2 separate regions of the Mus musculus genome follow, and region 1 is linked to region 2. Evidence: chromatin loops called from intact Hi-C (ENCODE). Cell type or tissue: heart. All regions are shown on one strand. Links, peaks and the distances in the headings refer to the core of each region. The heading gives the core; the rest is flanking DNA.

Evidence for each region. A loop is a pair of places that touch in the nucleus more often than their neighbours do. Peaks named below come from ENCODE experiments on the same cell type or tissue, not always from the same donor. Only the 100,000 strongest peaks of a DNase experiment are listed, where the experiment ranks them.
Region 1: it touches region 2 in a loop (2.1-fold over the local background); 2 of 42 quality-filtered maps call a loop at or near these places.

Annotation. Positions count from the first base shown.
Region 1 is chr11:94,865,728-94,874,633 of GRCm38, forward strand. It overlaps A430060F13Rik. Among named protein-coding and RNA genes, the nearest start is that of Gm11544, 21 kb to the left of the region's middle. In heart, for the core only: CTCF peaks have their summits at 4,326 and 4,822 (motif pointing left); a DNase peak (open chromatin) is centred at 4,814; H3K27ac peaks cover 551 bases.
Region 2 is chr11:95,102,257-95,111,162 of GRCm38, forward strand. No RefSeq gene overlaps it. Among named protein-coding and RNA genes, the nearest start is that of Dlx3, 13 kb to the right of the region's middle. In heart, for the core only: a CTCF peak has its summit at 4,792 (motif pointing left); DNase peaks (open chromatin) are centred at 3,888, 4,405 and 4,795; H3K4me3 peaks cover 126 bases; H3K27ac peaks cover 432 bases; H3K27me3 peaks cover 474 bases.

The DNA.
Region 1 (8,906 bases), core at 3,316-5,815, 240 kb before region 2:
GCATATGGTAGACATACATCTATGTAATAAATACTTATACACATAAATATGAAATAAATAAACTTTAAACAAAAACAAACCAGTAAGGTCAGCCAGGTGATTCTGTGGGTAAATGTGCTGTGCACCAAGCCTGAAAACCTGACTAATGTTTCGCTTTCTTTGTTTTGTTTTTGGGACAGAGTCTCTCTACATGGCACTTGCTGCTCTGAAACTCACCACATAGACCAGGCTGTATTCCAAATCACAGAGATCCCCCTGCCTCTGCTTTCTGAATACATTGATTAAAGCCCTGTGCTCTCACAACCAGAAATTGATCTCTGGATCGTGTAGATCCTTCGGGACCCCATGGGTTCTTCCGCAAAGTGGAAGGAGAAAGTCAACTCCATGCACTTGCCCGCACACACACACACACACACACACACGGGGGGGTGGGGGGATGAATAGCTGTAATTAGATATCTTTTGTTAACGTTTTAGTTTTCAAGACAGGGTTTCCAGGGTTTCTCTGTGTAACTCTGGCTGTTCTAGAACTCACTCTGTAGACCAGGCTGGGCTTTCTGATTTGTTTTTATTTCAAACACTCAAAATAAATGGATAAACGTTGAGAGATGAGCTCGCCACTGGAGGGCGCTGTACTGGCCAAACACAAGAAAGGCAGCAAAGGGAGGGAGGCAGAGATTGTGGGAAAGGCAGGCCAAGGCCCAAGAAGGATAATGGGGTATGTGTCACATAAATGGAGCCATTCCTTTGTGGTTTGTCCAAGCCGGGGGGGGGGGGGGGGAAGACCCTGAATTGGGGAGGAAAAGCTTTGATACAGCATTCCCCACAGTACTGGGATATTAGTGTCCTTGCAATTTTGTGTGGGGGGTGCTGGTACAGTTCCCTTCTGACTAAAGAAAAATCGAGGCTCAAGACTTTGTTCACTGTGGCCATAAAGCAGGTAGACCTCAGGAGGGGAATGAGCAGGCCAGGTGGGATTCATGGAAGGACTCAGGCGGTCAAAGTATGGCCGCCAGGTGGCAGCATTGGACAGCGCCAATGTGCACCCTGGGACACTGGACTTGACTTGAGAGGCTCTGGGGCCCTTTGCAAGAAAGACCCCTGGACAGGTGGATGCATGGTGAGTGTCAAGGATGGAAGAGAGATATGTGACAGCCAAGCTCAAGGAAGTGACACAATGAGGCAGAGGCTGGATAGCTGTCTAGTCTGGGGACACAGGAAAATCACCCTTGGAGGCTCTGATGTTAGTGGGAAGTGCACCTCACATCTCCTGTTACCTGTCACTCTAACATGGCTACTGAGAAACAGGCAGCTTCTTGGAGACCTCCACTGACCACTGGTTCCCTTTTTACCTGACATACTGAGAGACTCTCCAAGCCTGGCCTTTTCTCCCAGTTTTTGTTTTCCAGTTTCAGTGTCTCCCCTTCTCTAAAGGCAACCTTTGGCACCGCACCCCCACCCCCTGTTTTTCCTCCTGTTTCTATCACCCGCTGTAGGTCACGGGAGCAAGAATGTTTTGGTTTTAGTTTTCTCGAATTTCCCTGACTGCTTTGGTCCCTGCACTCCTGTGCCCCAAGGATGCTAGCTCGTTCATTGTCCTCCAAGGATTTGGCCTCTGGTCTCTCTCCCACTTTCTGCCTCTGTTTCTCATTATCCCTTGGCCCCTTCTAGTGCTTAACAACAGAACCTTCCAGAGCCAAGCCAAGCGCAATTGGGATGGGGCCCCTGAGAATCCCCTCTACTTGCAATCTCTGGAGACTGAGTCTAAGAAGAGTAAAGGGGAGACAGAGGAGTATGGCTCTCTTTAAAGCCCCTGTAGTTACTAATGGAGCCTGACTGAAGCCCCCTGCCTACAGCTGAGGTGGACCCTCCATGGGACAGTGCTGAAACCTGCTGCCTGCCACCCTGTACAGGCTTAGAGCCTCTAATTATGTCTCCGGAAAGAGGAGATGGCCAGGGACACTTGGTAGTTGAGAGGAGAGGTGCAGATGTGTGGGATGGGGAACTGAAGGGAAGTAGCTAGTACCAGTGGCCCTGATGGGCAGAATGGGCTGGTGGTATTTCCTTTTAGTTTCTGTCATCCATCTAACCCAGATGTACTGTTGCCAGAAGAAGGAAAGGCAATTAAAGTTGTATTTAGATACTAAAGTTTACCTGTGTGATGGTTTCTGTGTACTTGGCCCTGAGAATGGCACTGTTGGAAGGTGTGGCCTTGTTGGACTAGTGTGTCACTGTAGGTGTTGGCTTTGAGACCCTCATCCTAACTGCCTGTAAGCCAGTATTTTGCTAGCTGCCTTCAGATGAAAATGTAAAACTCTCAGCTTCTCCTGCGCCATTCTACCATGTTCCTGGCTTTATGAAACAGGACTGAACCTTTGAACCTGTAAGCCAACCCCAATTAAATGTTGTCTATATAAGAGTTGCCTTGGTCATGGTGTCTGTTCAAAGCAGTAAAATCTTAACTAAGACAGAAATTGGTACCAGGAGTGGGGTATTGCTGTGATAGGCCCGATTATGTTTGGAAGAATGTTATGGCTAGATATGGCCCCTATAGATTCATATGTTTGAACCAGCCTATGTGGACCAGGGAGTGAAATGTGATGGTTTGTATGTGCTTGGCTCTGAGAGTGGCACTAATGGAAGGTGTGGCCCTGTTGGAGTAGGAGTGTCAGTGTGGTTGTGGGCTTTGAGACCCTCACTGTAGCTGCCAGGAAGCCAGTATTCTGCTAGCAGCCTTCAGATGAAGATGTAGAACTCTCAGCTTCTCCTGCACCATACATGCATGGATACTACCATGATTCTACCTTGATGATACTGGACTGAACCTCTAAACCTGTAAGCCAGCCCCAATTAAATGTTGTCCTTATAAGAGTTGCCTTGGTCATGGTGTCTGTTCACAGCAGTAAAAGCCTAAGACAATTTGTCATGTGAGATTCAAAATTAGCTTTTTTTTTTTTTTTTTTTTTTTTTGAGACAGGGTTTCTCTGTGTAGCTCTGGCATCCTGGGACTCACTCAGTAGACCAGGCTGGCCTCGAACTCAGAGATCTGCCTGCCTATGTCTCCTGAATACTAGGATTAAAGGCCACCACCTTGCTACTAAACAAAAATCAAAATAACAAATAAATGCTAAAATATGTTATGTGAAATTCAAAGTGTCTCAGAATTTACCTGGTGTGTTTGGCTCTGCTCACGTTGAAAATGCCACAGGAATAGACGTTGGAGAACAGCAGCTTCACCCTTTCCCTCTAACTTCTGAAAAAAGAAAGTGTGGTACCTACACTTGATTTATCAAGCAGAGCCCAAAGGGTCCCTAAAGGTTACCTCTGACCTCCCATATTTTTTTCCCAAGATACCAAATTGTCTCTCTGCATCCCTATCTGCACATAGGGTGGGGATGAGACTGAAAGCTGAAGATTCCTGCATAGGATAAGAGTCCAAGGCCCTTTCCAGTGTTCATTAAGACTGAGGCTTAGCATTCCTGTAGGCAAAGTCAGGTATGGAGCTGCGTGGGAGGGCTACTCTTTCTCTGTGAAGGCCTGGCTGTCCTAGAACTTGAAGCCTGGTTGGCCATGAGATCAGAGATCCACCTGCCTCTGCCTCCGAGTGCTGTGATCAAAGGTGTGTGTCAGCACTGCCGTGTAGAGGACCTGCCGTTGTTCAGAGAGAAAGGGGGCCCACTCTAGGACTGCACCCCCATCCCACCCAGTGAGCCAGCCATGAGAGGGTGGCATGTGCATGCATGCATGGATATCCTCTTGCATGCTGGGAAGCAGAGGCAAGAAGACCCAGAGAACTTCTGAAGTCTTTGTAGCGCTCCAGATTCCACACCAAATTCCAGCCTGGGTCTCCTAAGAGTGACAAAGTCCCCATGCTTTCTGCACATCTACTTTTCTTTGCTGAAGAAGGAGTTCATTGTCTGTGGTCCCTCATAGGGTCTGGCTTTAAGGGCCTGGAGGTCAGCTGGTCACCCACGCCTTCTCAGAGAAGGCAGCTGGAGTCCAGAGGCCAGGAAGGCCAACTCACAGAGGACATTAGGGCTGAGTCACAGTTATGACCATGTAGGTTCTGAGACCCCACACATAGCCCAAGTGACTACATCTCAGCCAGGCAGGCTGCAGCTCTTTGGGAGGAACAACCAGCTGGGGTTGGGAGGAGGGAGACCTTGCCTATACCTGCCTAGCAGATCCTGGGGGGAAGAGCTGGGCTGTGTTCTGTTTCATCCCTCTGCATTTTATCCTACCATCCCTTGCTTCTCCACATTCTACTAATACTACTCTGTATCTATGACAACTAATAGCACTGGGCTGTGGCCTCTTCTAAGGAGGGTGCATACTTGGCTTTAGTTCGGTTCTGCCTATAGGGGCAGCATTGAGTCATTTTAGCAAATATGCCACTTCTGGCTGGTGGGCTGTGTGACCATAAGCCATGCAGTCTCTAACTCTCTGCAAAAGAGACGGATGCAAAAGGAAGACCGATGAGTCAGAGACAAATGAAATGACACACACAGACTCTGAAGGATGACATGAATTGCTTCGTATACCGAGCGATCTTATACAAAACCGAAAATAGTTCACTTCTGCCTCCCCAGGGTCAGCTGGGCAGGCATAGGCAAGGTCTCTCTCCCCAACTCCAGTTCTCCAGTGTCTGGCATACAGCAATAGCAAATAAACATGAGCTGATTTTGTTTGTGGCAGAATGAAGTACCCAGGAGTGAAGGGACTTGCCTCTTTCCAAAGCTGCTCTCTCTCTGTCCCTCTATATAGGCTTCAAGGAATAAGCACTGTTGTCCCTGAAGGGCTCAGCAGCCCCCTCTGCTGTCCAGAACGTGTTCTGCACCCCAGCTAAGGTCAAATTAGAAGAGGTAGGACAGTGACCTGTCTGGGAGGATTACTGGTACTGACCCCTCCCACACATGGTGGGAGGTGACACTGGGACAGGGCCCTGAGATCTCCCTCTCCCTCTCCTCCTTTCTCCCTCCCTCCCTCTCTCCTTCTCTCCCTCTCCCTTTTCCCTTCTTTCCTCCCTTCCCCCCTCTCTCTTTTGACAGGGTCTCTCTACAGAGTCCTGGCTGTCCTGGAACTCACTATGTAGACAAGGCTAGCCTTGAACTCATGGAGAACTGATTAACCCTGCCTCTGGAACTCTGAGCTTAAAGGCATTTGTATCACATCTCATCTGAGAGATTTCTGCTCTTTCTAGTTTACTCCTTTCCCATTGTCCTTTACGGATCTCTGGAGAACTCTCTCAGAGACCGGAGAATGTCATTGCTGTCACCTCCCCTGTGTAATGCAGCCTTGCTCATTGGGGATGTCACAGCCATTTTCCATAAGATCTTTAGCCTGGGTGCCCTGCTGACCCTGATGGAATATGTTTCTCTTTTGCTCTCCAGCCTTCAGAGGCTCCTTCTGCCACTTTCATAAGGCCCCGTCCCCAAAACAGTCCCTCATCCAACATCCTCTCGCTGCCCTGCCATCATAGTCTAGAATCTTCACCCCTCTCTCGCCAATTCTCTCCTGGTTTCAGCCTGAGTTGCTTCCCACCTCTCTCAAATTCAATAAACTCCTTCTCACCACCACCTCCAGAAAGCCCTCTTAGACTTTGGTCTTGTAAAAGTAACCCTCCAGCGTCCTCCCTGTTGTCTCTATGGGCCTCTCCCTTCTCTCTTGAAGATGTGTGGACCCAGTCCTCTTTGTTCCCAGTAGGCTGCAGGGAACCAGCCAAATCTGTTTCAGTCTTCATTTCCCATGGTGCTTTGTTCCAAGTAAACAGAGGCTGTGTTGTCAGAGAGGAAGCTGGTTGGAGCCTCCAGGGTCAGGAATGAGTTTCTCCTAGGGGAAATTTGTTTCCAAAGTCTTTGTTGAGTGGCCCTTGGTTAGTGATGGGGTTCCAGATTGACCCTACTTGCTATGTGTTTGGAGGTGTCTACTTCTGCTTCTTGTCCCCCAACAGCACGTTGAAGCTTATGAACCCTTCTCTTAGTAAAGTAACACCCCAGAAATTGAGATATTCTAAGGGTGTTTGGGGGAACAACTGCTGACCCACCTTCTAGGATGGGTAGAGGGGCCAGCCCGGTCCTGCCAGTGGGGCCAGGGTCTTAGTCTCCTTCCCAACAACATTCATTTGACTATGGAAGCCCACTAGCCCTTCTTCCTGAATGATAGACACAGGGTGGGGGGTGGACTACGTGAGTTTTGGAGTTGACCCCAAGTCAGAGCTGCCAGTCTGTGGAACAAGATAGAGAGGTAGGGCTAACCGCCTGAAACTGTCCGTGCAGAGAGCTTATTACCCTAATGACTGGGTTAGGGGGTCTCTACTAATGCTCACCTTCCTTAGCAGGGGTGGGGGGCAGAAAAGACATTTTGGGGACTATTATACTTCCAAAGTTTAGGTTTCTGGGGCCCAGACCTGAGGGCAGTGTTCAGGAAGTGGATGGTGGTGGCAAGAGGAGACATTTTTTTTTTTTTTTTTTTTTTTTTTTTTTTTTTTTGGTTTTTCGAGACAGGTTTTTTGGTTTTCTCTGTCCTGGAGCTCACTTTGTAGACCAGGCTGGCCTCGAACTCAGAAATCTGCCTGCCTCTGCCTCCCGAGTGTTGAGATTAAAGGTGTGCGCCACCGCGCCCGGCTAAGAGGAGACTTTTGAGCTAATGGGCTTTGGCTGTCTGGGGTGGCAGATGAAACAGAAGTACCAAGATGTCAGCTTCAGAAGCTGAGCTAAAACTGGGTTGAGGGTCTAGAGACCTCCAGTCTCCTCCATCTGGGTCTTCATCCACTCCCACAACCTCGGTTTCTGCTCCGTGCTCCCCTTATTCCTTGAGGTAGGCGCCTGGGGCCATAAAGAAACAAGGAATTTGAGATTCCTAGATTCTTCACTTTTCAGCTCTATTCTTACCCCTTGAAAGAGGCTTCTACTGTACCCTGTCTGTATGATGTCTTACAACAATCCATGATGTGGCTGGGGCTTGCGGTTACATTTACAAGAATTTCCAAGTCCCAAAGAAGCTGGGAGCTAAAAAAAAAAAAAAAAAAAAGCAGGCCCTCTGAGGGCTGGGCACATTGAAGAGAGAGTCTCTTAATGGTCTGGGGCTGTGAGTTAAGTTTGGACCAGGGAACAGCCTGGGAACATCCAGGAAAGAAACCAGGAAGTCAAAAATAAATAAATAAATAAAATAAAAATGAGGGCGAGAAGGGGCGGAGGAAGGAGGAAAGAGGTGGGTGGAGAACGCATTCTTCCTGCGATCCTGGCTTCGCAGAGTAGCCACATCATCTGGCTCCCAATTGAGGACAGACTTGGCTTCAGTTGTGTGCACGCACACATGTGACGGCGCGTGCGTCGGAGTACATACGTGTGCACGTGCTGTGTGCACCCAGCCAGCGTCTGTGCTGACGTGGCCGCGCCCCTCACCCTAGCCCAGCCTCCTTATCTCCAAGTTGGCTCCAGGAACCCCCCTCTCAGCAGTGGTCCTGTTAACGCCTCCCTCTCCAGTGTTAGCGCCTAGCCGCTGGGCTCCCTCCCTCTGCCCCTGAGGGCCTCCAGGGAGACCCAGTGGCTCGCAGCCCAGGTTTTGCCTTCTGATTCTACTTTAGCTTTTATTTTTTTGACGCTAGGTTCTCCTTCTAGCCTGTAAGTCCCCTGCCCTCTCAGTCCTTGCCTGGACCATGTAGAAAAGGTTTTTACAGAGCAAGGTAGCCTGGGAAGGGAAATTAGTTCTTTCACAGTTAATGGTCCTTTTCTTCCAAACTGAGGACAACATATTAGGGTGCAAAGTGACTCCTAGCAACCTTTCCTGCCTGGAGAATAGAGGGGGGCTCAGGGAGGCACATACAACTTAAGAAGAAAATGTTCTAGGGACCAAAGTTATAGGACTTTGTCCTTGTCATAGCCCCAAAGGCGCGCGCGCGGGGGGGGGGGTAAGGGGGGCGGTGGCGATGGGGTTGGGGTGTAGATAGAAATGACCCTTCCCGATCATTGCTTCAAGTCTGATCCAGCCGGCTGATACTGAGTGGGACAGGGTGGTCCTGTGCCGGGAGCCAGGTTGTCAGGCGTCCAGGACCTCAGGTTTCCTTTACCGAAGGGCCCCTTTCCTTCAGGCTTTGAAGTGTCTGCTAGGTTAGTGGAGGATGTTTGGCTTGGGGCCTTGGGCCAGAATAAACTCCCTCTGCCTGCCTCTGCCTTCTGAGCCAAACCACTGCCTCCTTACCGCCAGGCTCCTGCCTCTCCCAGCCCTGGGTCTGGGCTCCTCCAAAGGCTGCTTGCACGGTCTATCCAAGCCATGGACACTCTTACTGCGACTGGGGAGAGTCCCTATGGGCAGGATGGCTTATCATTCCTCCAGTCTGGCACTGGGTGCCTGCATGCTTGAAAGAGCAGCCCACTCTTGGCAGGGGTGGGGGTAGGGGTTGGGGTGGGGGTGGGCTGTAAGAAGCAAGACCCCATTGCCAGTAGAGGACAGGATGCGATGCAGTGGGGAGCCGGGGTGCCTCTGTGAGCAGCCTGAGTAGGCTGCAGTGCCTCCAAATGGGTCAACTCCAGATGTGGGATGACTCACGCTGGATGGGGTGGGCAGTCGAGGTGGGGGTGTGAGGCCCAAAGTCGCTTTCAGCTGCTGTTCCCTGTCCTCTAGAGCAACCCCCCTCCCTGCCTCACCCCCCCCCACAATGTGCAGCCTAGCACACCCTACTACATGCTCAGAGATGAAATGAGAAAAAGCCTTTGGACACATCACCGCCAAGGGTCAGAGAAGGAGAAGGGGCGTGGCAATAGGGGAGGTGGAAGGGAGGAGTGAGAAGGAAGGGGTTGGGAGAAGCCCAGGGTAAAAAATGCTGGCCTCCCTTGGGCCTGCTTCAGAACTGTAGCACTGTATGGGGCGGGGAGGGGGGCGGGGGGGGGGAGGAGCACGACAAAAGAA
Region 2 (8,906 bases), core at 3,680-6,179:
ATCTGGAGACTCAGATGCTTGGGAGCCACCACGAGAGTGCAAGGAACCAACCAGGAGTCCTCCGCCAGAGCAGCCGGTGTTGTAGATCACCTTGGCATCTCTCCAGCCCCTGTGTGGATTTTTGCCATTGGTGTGGCGGTAATGGGTTACTTTGATTCTCCTTGTCAACGTTACACTTGTAGGATTGGTGCAGGTTGCTTCCTGTCGGAGTCCTGGCTTCCTGTGCCCTGTTGTATAGTATGCCATCATAGACCTATGACACCGTTCGGGCACTGGCCACGGATAGGCATCCGAGTTTGACTTGTTTGTCTCTTTTTAGTGTGGACTGTTGACAAAGGCGCTGTGGTGGACATTCTTGTATGTCTTCCAGGACACTGTGGGTGCTTCTCTGTTGGACACATGCCCGGAAGTGGAGTTGCTGGGCTATAGTGGACCAGATGCTGCCAAAGTAGTGTGCTTACTCTCCTAGCTGCCTCAGGCATGTGGGTCACTTACCCGTCTGTGGCCCTGTGGGGCCTTTTCGTTTTTACTCAATGTTGCTTTTCACTTCCCTGGCCCCCACCCCCTTCTCCTCTTTTTTTTTTTTTTTTTTTTTTTGTGGGTTTTTTTCGAGACAGGGTTTCTCTGTATCACTCTGGCTGTCCTGGAACTCACTTTGTAGACCAGGCTGGCCTCGAACTCAGAAATCCACCTGTCTCTGTCTCCCAAGTGCTGGGATTAAAGGTGTGTGCCACCATGCCCAGCTGCCATCTCCTCTTTTTAAGGACTGAAGAGGGACCCTGGCCATGTGAGCCCCTGCTCAGCCCTTTCTGCATCCCCAGCCCCCCTGTGACACTTGCTTAACAGTGGCTCTTCTTCCTTCTCTTTGAAACACAGACTAACTGGGTAGTCTCAAACTTGTGATCCTCCTGCCTCTGTCTCCCTAATGATTGCTTAACCCCAATTTTAATGAATAATAATTTCTCAAATTTTGCCTTTATACTTAAATACTTTTGGTGTCCTAGTTAAGAAATTTGTAAGACAGGTAGCATGCTATACACCTAGGGTCTCAGTAGGTAGGAGGCTAAGGCAGAAGGATTGCAAGTTCAAGGCCAGCTTGGGCCACACAGTGAGACCCTTTCTTCAACTAAAACAAAAGCCATGGGGCTAGAGAGATGGCTCAGCGGTTAAGAGCACTAGATGGTCTTCCAGAGGACCTGAGTTCAATTCCCAGCAACCACATGGTGGCTGGCAACCATCTGTAATGGGATCTGGTGCCCTCTTCTGGCCTGCAGGCATTCGTGCACACAGAACACTGTATGCATAAGTAAATAAACCTTTAAAAACAAACAAACAAACAAAAATAAGCACCAAGGAGCTAAGGGCTAGTAAGGACAGCTGCCACTGTTCCAGGTCACTCTGTGCTGGGCCAATGTCAACCTGTGGGTTGTGCCTAGCCTAGCATGACTCCATTTTTAAAAGCAACAACCTTTTGCCTGAGCTACCTCATTTTGAGTAGAAATGCAAAGAAACAATGATTCTCTGTTCTTTTTGTTGTTGTTGTTGTTGTTTTGACACGGACTCACAATATTACCTTGGGTTGGTCTGAAACTCTCTGTGTTTACCAGGCTGTCCTCAAACTCACAGAGATCTGCCTGCCTCTGACTCACATGTTTATGCATGTGTCTGTGCATGTGTGTGTATGCCTGCCATACCACACATGTAGAGGTGAGAGAACAACTTTGGGGAACTGGTTCTCTCCTTCCACTGATTAGAACCCAGGGCTGGAGTGAACACTATCAGGTTCCAGTGCCTTCCAGCCTGAACCATCTCTGTCCCACGACTCTCTCTCTTTACACAAATAAACAGGCACCAACACACCAGGAGACACAGTAAATTACTTATGCTAAGAAATGGTGACATCTGCGCCTAGGGTCAAACCATCACAAACTTCAAAGCTTACCAATCACTTGGGAAGCAGGAGCACCCAAGACCAAAACATGTCAGGTACACTGACGAGTCAGCTGGTCACTTGTCACAAACTCTGTCCAGGAAGATTATCCTATCCTAGGGCTCCTGCCCCTGTCTCTGTGCATCCGCTGTTTCTCCTGCTCGTGACATTCATCCTGCTTCAAACTGATCCTCAAATGGCCTGTCACCTGGACTTATTTATTTACTTAGCTTGACAGCTGTGTGGCGGAGTAGCTCTGGGCCTTTGGTTCATAAAATTTCTTATCTGGTTTCCTTCCTGTAGTAGGACTCCTTATCTGGTCCTCCACAGACTTCCTTGAACTTCAGGTCAGCTCTGCCTCCCGCAGGACAGTCAGTCGGCCTGTAACCTGTGCATCTGTGTGTTCTTGCGAGAAGTGTTAGTGTGGACTCTGACAGCTAATATTAGGAGTTGAGATTAGAATCAAAGAAACTGTTAACAACCACAGGAAAAAATCAGAACAACTGGCAAATCTCTGCCAACCGAACCAAGGCGGCTTGGGAATGTATTGTTTTTTTTCAATAAATTCTGATATTGTGGAGGACACAACGCTCTATGTTTCTGATGTAATATGTTGAGGATAACTGGGGATGTGGCTCATGGGTTGATGTTTGACTATCATACCCCATTTTAGCATTAGGACAACACTGTTGAAGTACTAACCAAACCAATACCTAGGTGCTTCTGAGAAGACTGGCAGGCATCTTAGCCAGAGAGTAAGTGACCTAGGTACAGGTGGGAGGCAGGAAGGCTGGCCTTCACCGTTAGCCTTGTAAAGACGGGAAGGGAGCTCTGAAAAGAAATCGCTCCAGGATAGAGAGAGTCAGGAAAAGAGAAGGAGGGGGGAGGGGAGAGGGAAGGGGGGGAGGAGGAGGAGGAGGAGGAGGAGGAGGAGGAGGAGGAGGTGGTAAGGGCTAGGGGAACCAGGGCTGGAAACCCAGAACACGGTGTTCCCAAGGGTGGAAGGGACCATGGCCATAGAAGGCAAGTCCTAGACCCAAGACACATAGAAAATGGTCAGAGCAGAAGCAGTCTGCACGAAATAAATTCTACTCACCTGTCTCTCGACTCACATCAGCATTCAGAGATGGAAGAGAGAAGGCAGCTGAGAAGGGCAGGGGGCGGGGACAGAACATAAAACAAAACAAAAAAAATCCGAGGGGAACAGAGCAGGAAGAGAAAGAGAGCCACCGAGAGGAGACCTTGGAGCAGCGCACAGTGTTGAAGAAGACCTCTGAGGGGTGCAGGGAAGGAGCGAACAGAGATAGCCCCGCAGAAGCCCAGCTAAAGCAGACCCACAGACCCAGACCAAGGACTTTAAGCCGCCCCCACCCCCACCCCCCGCCCGCATTCTTCCTTCCGGCTGACCTCCCCGACTCAGCCCGGAGGGAATGCGCGGAATGTGATGAACTGATAAAGAGCGGAACTCCCACTCCACCTGGCACCCGAGCGCTTGGCGCGCCAGGCCTTGCCCACCTCTTAGATGTACTTGCAGGGAACACAACACTAATGGGGAAGAGGACTGCTAGGGAGGTCTCAGTAGAGCGCCTCGGATGTGGGGCCAGCGGCCAGATGCCAGAGCTGTGGGCACAGCTAGATGCCTCCCAGCTGAGCTGTGCTGTGAGTCGCCAGACCCGGGACCCTGGATAAGGGAGGATGTGAGCTGGGGCAGAAGTGGCAGATCTCTTCTGGAATCAGAAACCTGTTCAAAGAATGGTTTCCAAGATACTCTCTGTCCCCTGTAGGCTCAGCATCCTTAGGGTGTAAACCCTTGAAGCCCCGTGGTTCTTATTAAGGTGGGAAGCAGGCACCTCCACGTTAGATCAGGGCAACTCCTTGGGCAAAGGGTGCCAGGTACTGGGTGAGTTCCTCAGTGCCGCCTCCTACACATCACCCTGCTTGGCACAGGTGGGTGGGTCCCCATGATCTCCTTCTACACATAGTTGTGTGCAGTAGACCACCTTCATCTGGACCATGCATGCAGGGCTCTGTGTGAGGAACTAAGGCCTGGGCAGTGTACAACCCCAAACTCCCTGGTCTTTAGAGGATGTCCTTAGGAGGGGACCCTGTCAACAGCCAAAGAGAAGATGCTTCCAACACACCGGAAACTAGTGACATGGGGGGTGGGGTGGGGGGACGGAGGAGGGGCAGCGAGGGAGATTCGAAGAAAACAGATGGATTCCCAAGCATCCCAGGCCCAGGCGTCTCTAGTACCCATCCTCAGCTCCCTGGCTACTTCTGAGAAAAGCTGCTGAAGAGAGCAGAAGGAAGCAGCAGGAGAGGGGGCTGGGATTGGCGGTTTGAGGTTGAGCGTGTTTAGAGGAAGAAGAGAGATGGGGAAAACCTCAGCCCCAGGGACCATTGTGTGGCTACACCTGAGACCCGCTGCGGGCGACCTGATACAGGGCAGCGATCCAAACATTGCGCAGGGCCCACTGCCTGCTGGCTCTGCTACAGAGGGAAAGGATAGGAGCACCATCCCAAGTGGCTGCAGCGGGAAGAAACCCAGGCAGTCCGCCATGTGGCTTAAGACCTGGCCCACAGACACCTGCCGCCATTGTAGGCCTGACCAGCGACAGCCTGTACCGCCCGCTGAGCAGAGAGGGAGGGTGAAGTGCCTAGAACATCCGTCCACCTTGTCCTAGCCACATCTAAAACAGTGCCTCCTGGCACAAAAATGTGCTTGGGGAATAGAAACCATGAATGAATGATAATCGAATAAATGACCGAAGGATGAATAAGCAAACCCATCACTCAACCGAGTTATCCTAATTCCCAGCCGCTAGTCCTTTGGAAGTGGGCGGGCCTGCCACCTGGTGGTGACCATGGTAACTGCAGTCACTATAAGCGCCTGCCCCCACAGTGTAGGTAGGATCTGGAATTGGCTCTTCCTCAGGTTAGCCTTGAATTCACAATCCTCTTATCTTGAGATCATAGGCTTATGAGTGTGTGGCGCGAGCCACTTACAATTCTTCGTAGAAAGAGACTTCTAGGGCTGGAGAGATGGCTCAGCGGTTAAGAGCACTGACTGCTCTTCCAGAGATTATTCATTCAATTCCCAGCAACCATCTGTAATGGGATCCAATGCCCTCTTCTGGTGTGTCTGGGGACAGCTACAGTGTACCCCTATACATAAAATAATTCTTTTTAAAAAATAAAAAAGGAAGAGACTTCTAATGCTTGGAAAAGTCCACCTCCAGTTTGATCTTTTTTCCTCTCTCTTGTCCCACCAAACAAAGAGAGGGTAGGCAGGGGGCTTCCTGCCCTCCCCACAGAGAAACAGAAGAGCTATAATGAACTCTGGCTGCTGCCCTCTGCCTTTTTTCCAACATCTGAATCTACAAAGTCAGTGGATGTCTCTCAACTCAAGTGAAGAAACTGCCCGGCTGCTCTCCCTTGAGAGGGCAGGTCCAGCCAGCCCAGAGCCACATGCCACTATTGGCTGGGACAGAGATGAGAACCACCAGAGTCAAGGCTCCAACTGGGTGACATGCCTCTGCTCTGAAGACAGAAGGCATCACTGTGTGCCTTTGGGCAGGTCTCTCTCCCTCTCTGAGCTTCATTCTACATTGGTAAAATTGGGGCTCTGACACACTGCGGCTTTGTCTGTCTGTCCTGGATAAACACCCTCAGCATCTCTCTCCACCCTCTACCTTCTCTTCCCCCTTTATCCTGCATCTCAGCCTCCAGGGCCAGTTGCAGGACACATGGATGCTCAACTGTGTATTTGTTTTCTATTGTTGGAAGGACACGCCCAGATGTGATGAACTCACTGATATTTACTCTGGCATTCCCACTAGGTATAGAACCCCAATTTGACTGGGACAAATCAAGTCTCATAGGCCCTCGGAGGATGGGGCCTTGGAAGGGCACAGCCTGTTTGACAGCAGCAGGTAGAAGTATCCATGTGACTCCTTGTCCCTGTCCCAATCCTGGTTGAAGTGCCCTGCCCCTGAAGCCTCCATGGTGTCCCACAGAGGCCAGCCCCATTCTGGGGGACACTGTCTCAATCCTACAAACCTGCTTCTTTGTGCCATAGACTCAGTGTTCAACTCAGGCAGGGCCCAGGCTGCCAGGCTGTCTCACACACTGCTCCAACTACTGAGATTTCCTATCAAGCTCACAGGACTAGGCAGGTAACTTGGCTGTTGTTTTTGTTGTATCTCTTCCTATCTTAAGATAAAATCTGGGGCTGGAAAGATAGCTCAGTGTTGTGTTAGAAGCACAGCTCCAGACAGACCACACCAGGCCAAAGAGAGAGAGAGAGAGAGAGAGAGAGAGAGATCAGCGGGAGGGGTCTTCCTTTTATTTGGATAGTGATGTAGCCGCAGGTAAAGGTGGGAAGTGAGCCAAGTGGATTCTGGCAATATGGTGGCGGTTGCCTTGGCAACAGGTGTGCAGGTCGCTGTCGCCTAGGTGAATTGTCAATGGGTTCGGAGCCAATCCTGACACCAACACTCAGTGATTAAGAGCACTCCTTGCTCTTCCAGAGGTCATGAGTTCAATTCCCAGCAGCCACATGGTGGCTCACAACCATCTGTAATGGGATCCAATGCCCTCTTCTGGCACACAGGTGTACATGCAGATAGAGCACTCATATACATAAAATATATAAATAAATCTTTTTAAAAAGTAAAATCCTGGGGCTTTTCTCTACTTGCTCCTCCCAGATGTTCTGGGGAGGCACCTCTACTCATCTCCGGGGAAACAGAGTTTGTGTGGGCCCTGGGAGGTTTATTGTAAGGAATTGGATAACATGACCGCAGAGGCTGACATGTCCCAGAAGTCAGCTGCACATAAAATTAGCCGTCCATGGAGCCTAACTCCCTCTATGTACCCACCCTTTTGGGAACAAAGGCTGCTGTTAGATATTGTGCATCATCCAGGGACCATCAGGGTTGAACCTAGAGTGGGGAAAACCCAGGGAACCTAGCAAGTGACTAGTCAGATGGGCTGAAAGGGGCGTGGACTCCCATGAGTCACTGTGCTTCCATACAGGGAAGTAAGGTATCCCTGCTTAGCTCCACAGAGCCACAATCATGTCCAGGTGACTGGGCTACAGGAATCCAGGGAGAGAAGGTGATGATTTTTTTATTGTGGTTTTTTTTGAGACAGGGTTTTTCCTACAGCCCAGGCTGATCTGAACTCTATGGAGGACCAGCCCAGAGCAGGGCTGGCCTAAGATCCCAGGGGCAGCCTATAGTTGTTGTATAGTCTTGGCTGGGTACAAGATGTAGAGGACAGGGTAGGAAGCAATTGTGACTGTCCTTGAGAGCTTGCTGCCCAGCGAGAGACACATCAATAGGTCATTTCAATAATCCGGGAAGTGATCAAATGGAGACGTGTTTGCTTGGCTCTGGGGATCTAGCCCAAAACGATTTAACGGAAAGCACTTTGGCTCTCCGCCAAGGGGGTAATGGCCAGCCTGGATGCTTCTGCCTGTGCGCCATCTAGACCCTTTTCTGGGAAGGGCCCCCACTCCCCTAGAGTGGGGAGGGCTGTTATCTCACATGGTGAGTGAATGCGGGACCCAGACAGGCCACTCCCTTAGGAGACACTAACTGGTTTGGGGATAGGTGTGTGACCAGTGTCTAATGAGATTCAATCCCTGGTCCATGTGGGAGAAGTGCCTCTTCCACCAGGACTTCTGGGAGATGGAAATGCAATCCAGCTGGGAGAAGGGATCTGAGAAGGACGGCAAACAGCAACTTAGACCTGAAGAAGCCCAACTCCTCAAGGTGTCCAAGTGACCCTGGCTTGCAGAAGGTAACACCAACCTCTGGTGACCAACTTTTTTTTTTTTAAGATTATTTATTTTATTTTATATGTATTGGTGTTTTGCTTTCCTGAAGATCTGTGCATCACGTGTGTGTGGGAGGCTAGAAGAGAGCAGCAGATTCCCTGTAACTTCCGGATGGTTGTTACTGCTGTGTAAGTGATAGACTAGAACCCTGGTCCTCTGCAAGAACAGACAGTGTTCTTAATGGCTGAGGTGACCAAAATCCAACCCCCATGACCAAAATTAGAGAGCTAGCCTTGCGTGACACAGTCATACCGAGCAAAAATGACAAAACAGAAGCTGGGTGTAGTAGCACACACGCCTTTAGTTCCAGCCCTCGAGAGACAGAGGCAAGCAGATCTCTGAGTTTGAAACCAGCCTGGGCTATAGAGCGTGTTCCAGGACAGCCAGGGTTACACAGAACATTCTCCCCCTGATACTCCCCCTTACACCCCAAAAAACAGCTATCAAATGGCTCAGTGCTTAAAGGTGACAGTGACGGTGATGGTCCCCAAGCCTGATGACGTGTATCTTATCCTTAAAACCCACATGAAGGAAGGAGAGACTCTACTCCTAAAAACTGTCCTCTGACCTCCACACGTGCACCAGGTCATCTGTATGCTCTCACCTCCAGTAAATGAATACATGTTTGAAAATTAAAAGTTAGCAATAGGGCTGGAGAGATGGCTCAGCAGTTAAGAGCACTGACTGCTTTTCCAGAGGTCCTGAGTTCAATTCTCAGCAACCCCATGGTGGCTCACAACCATCTGTAATGGGATCTGACTCCCTCTTCTGGTGTGTCTGAAGACAGCTACAGTGTACTTGCATACATAAAATAAATAAACCTTTTTTTTTTTAAGTTAACAATAAATAAATAAAGTACAAAGATGAAGGGGAGCATAACTCAGTGGAGAGTGCTTGCCTAAGCAAAGCCAGACAAACAAAAGAGTGATTTTTTTCTTTTTTTTAAATATTTATTTATTATTATAAGTAAGTACATTGTAGCTGTCTTCAGATGCACCAGAAGAGGGTGTCAGATCTTATTACAGATGGTTGTGAGCCACCATGTGGTTGCTAGGATTTGAACTCAGGACCTTCAGAAGAGCAGTCCGTGCTCTTAACCATTGAGCCATCTCTCCAGCCCCCGATTTTTTTTTT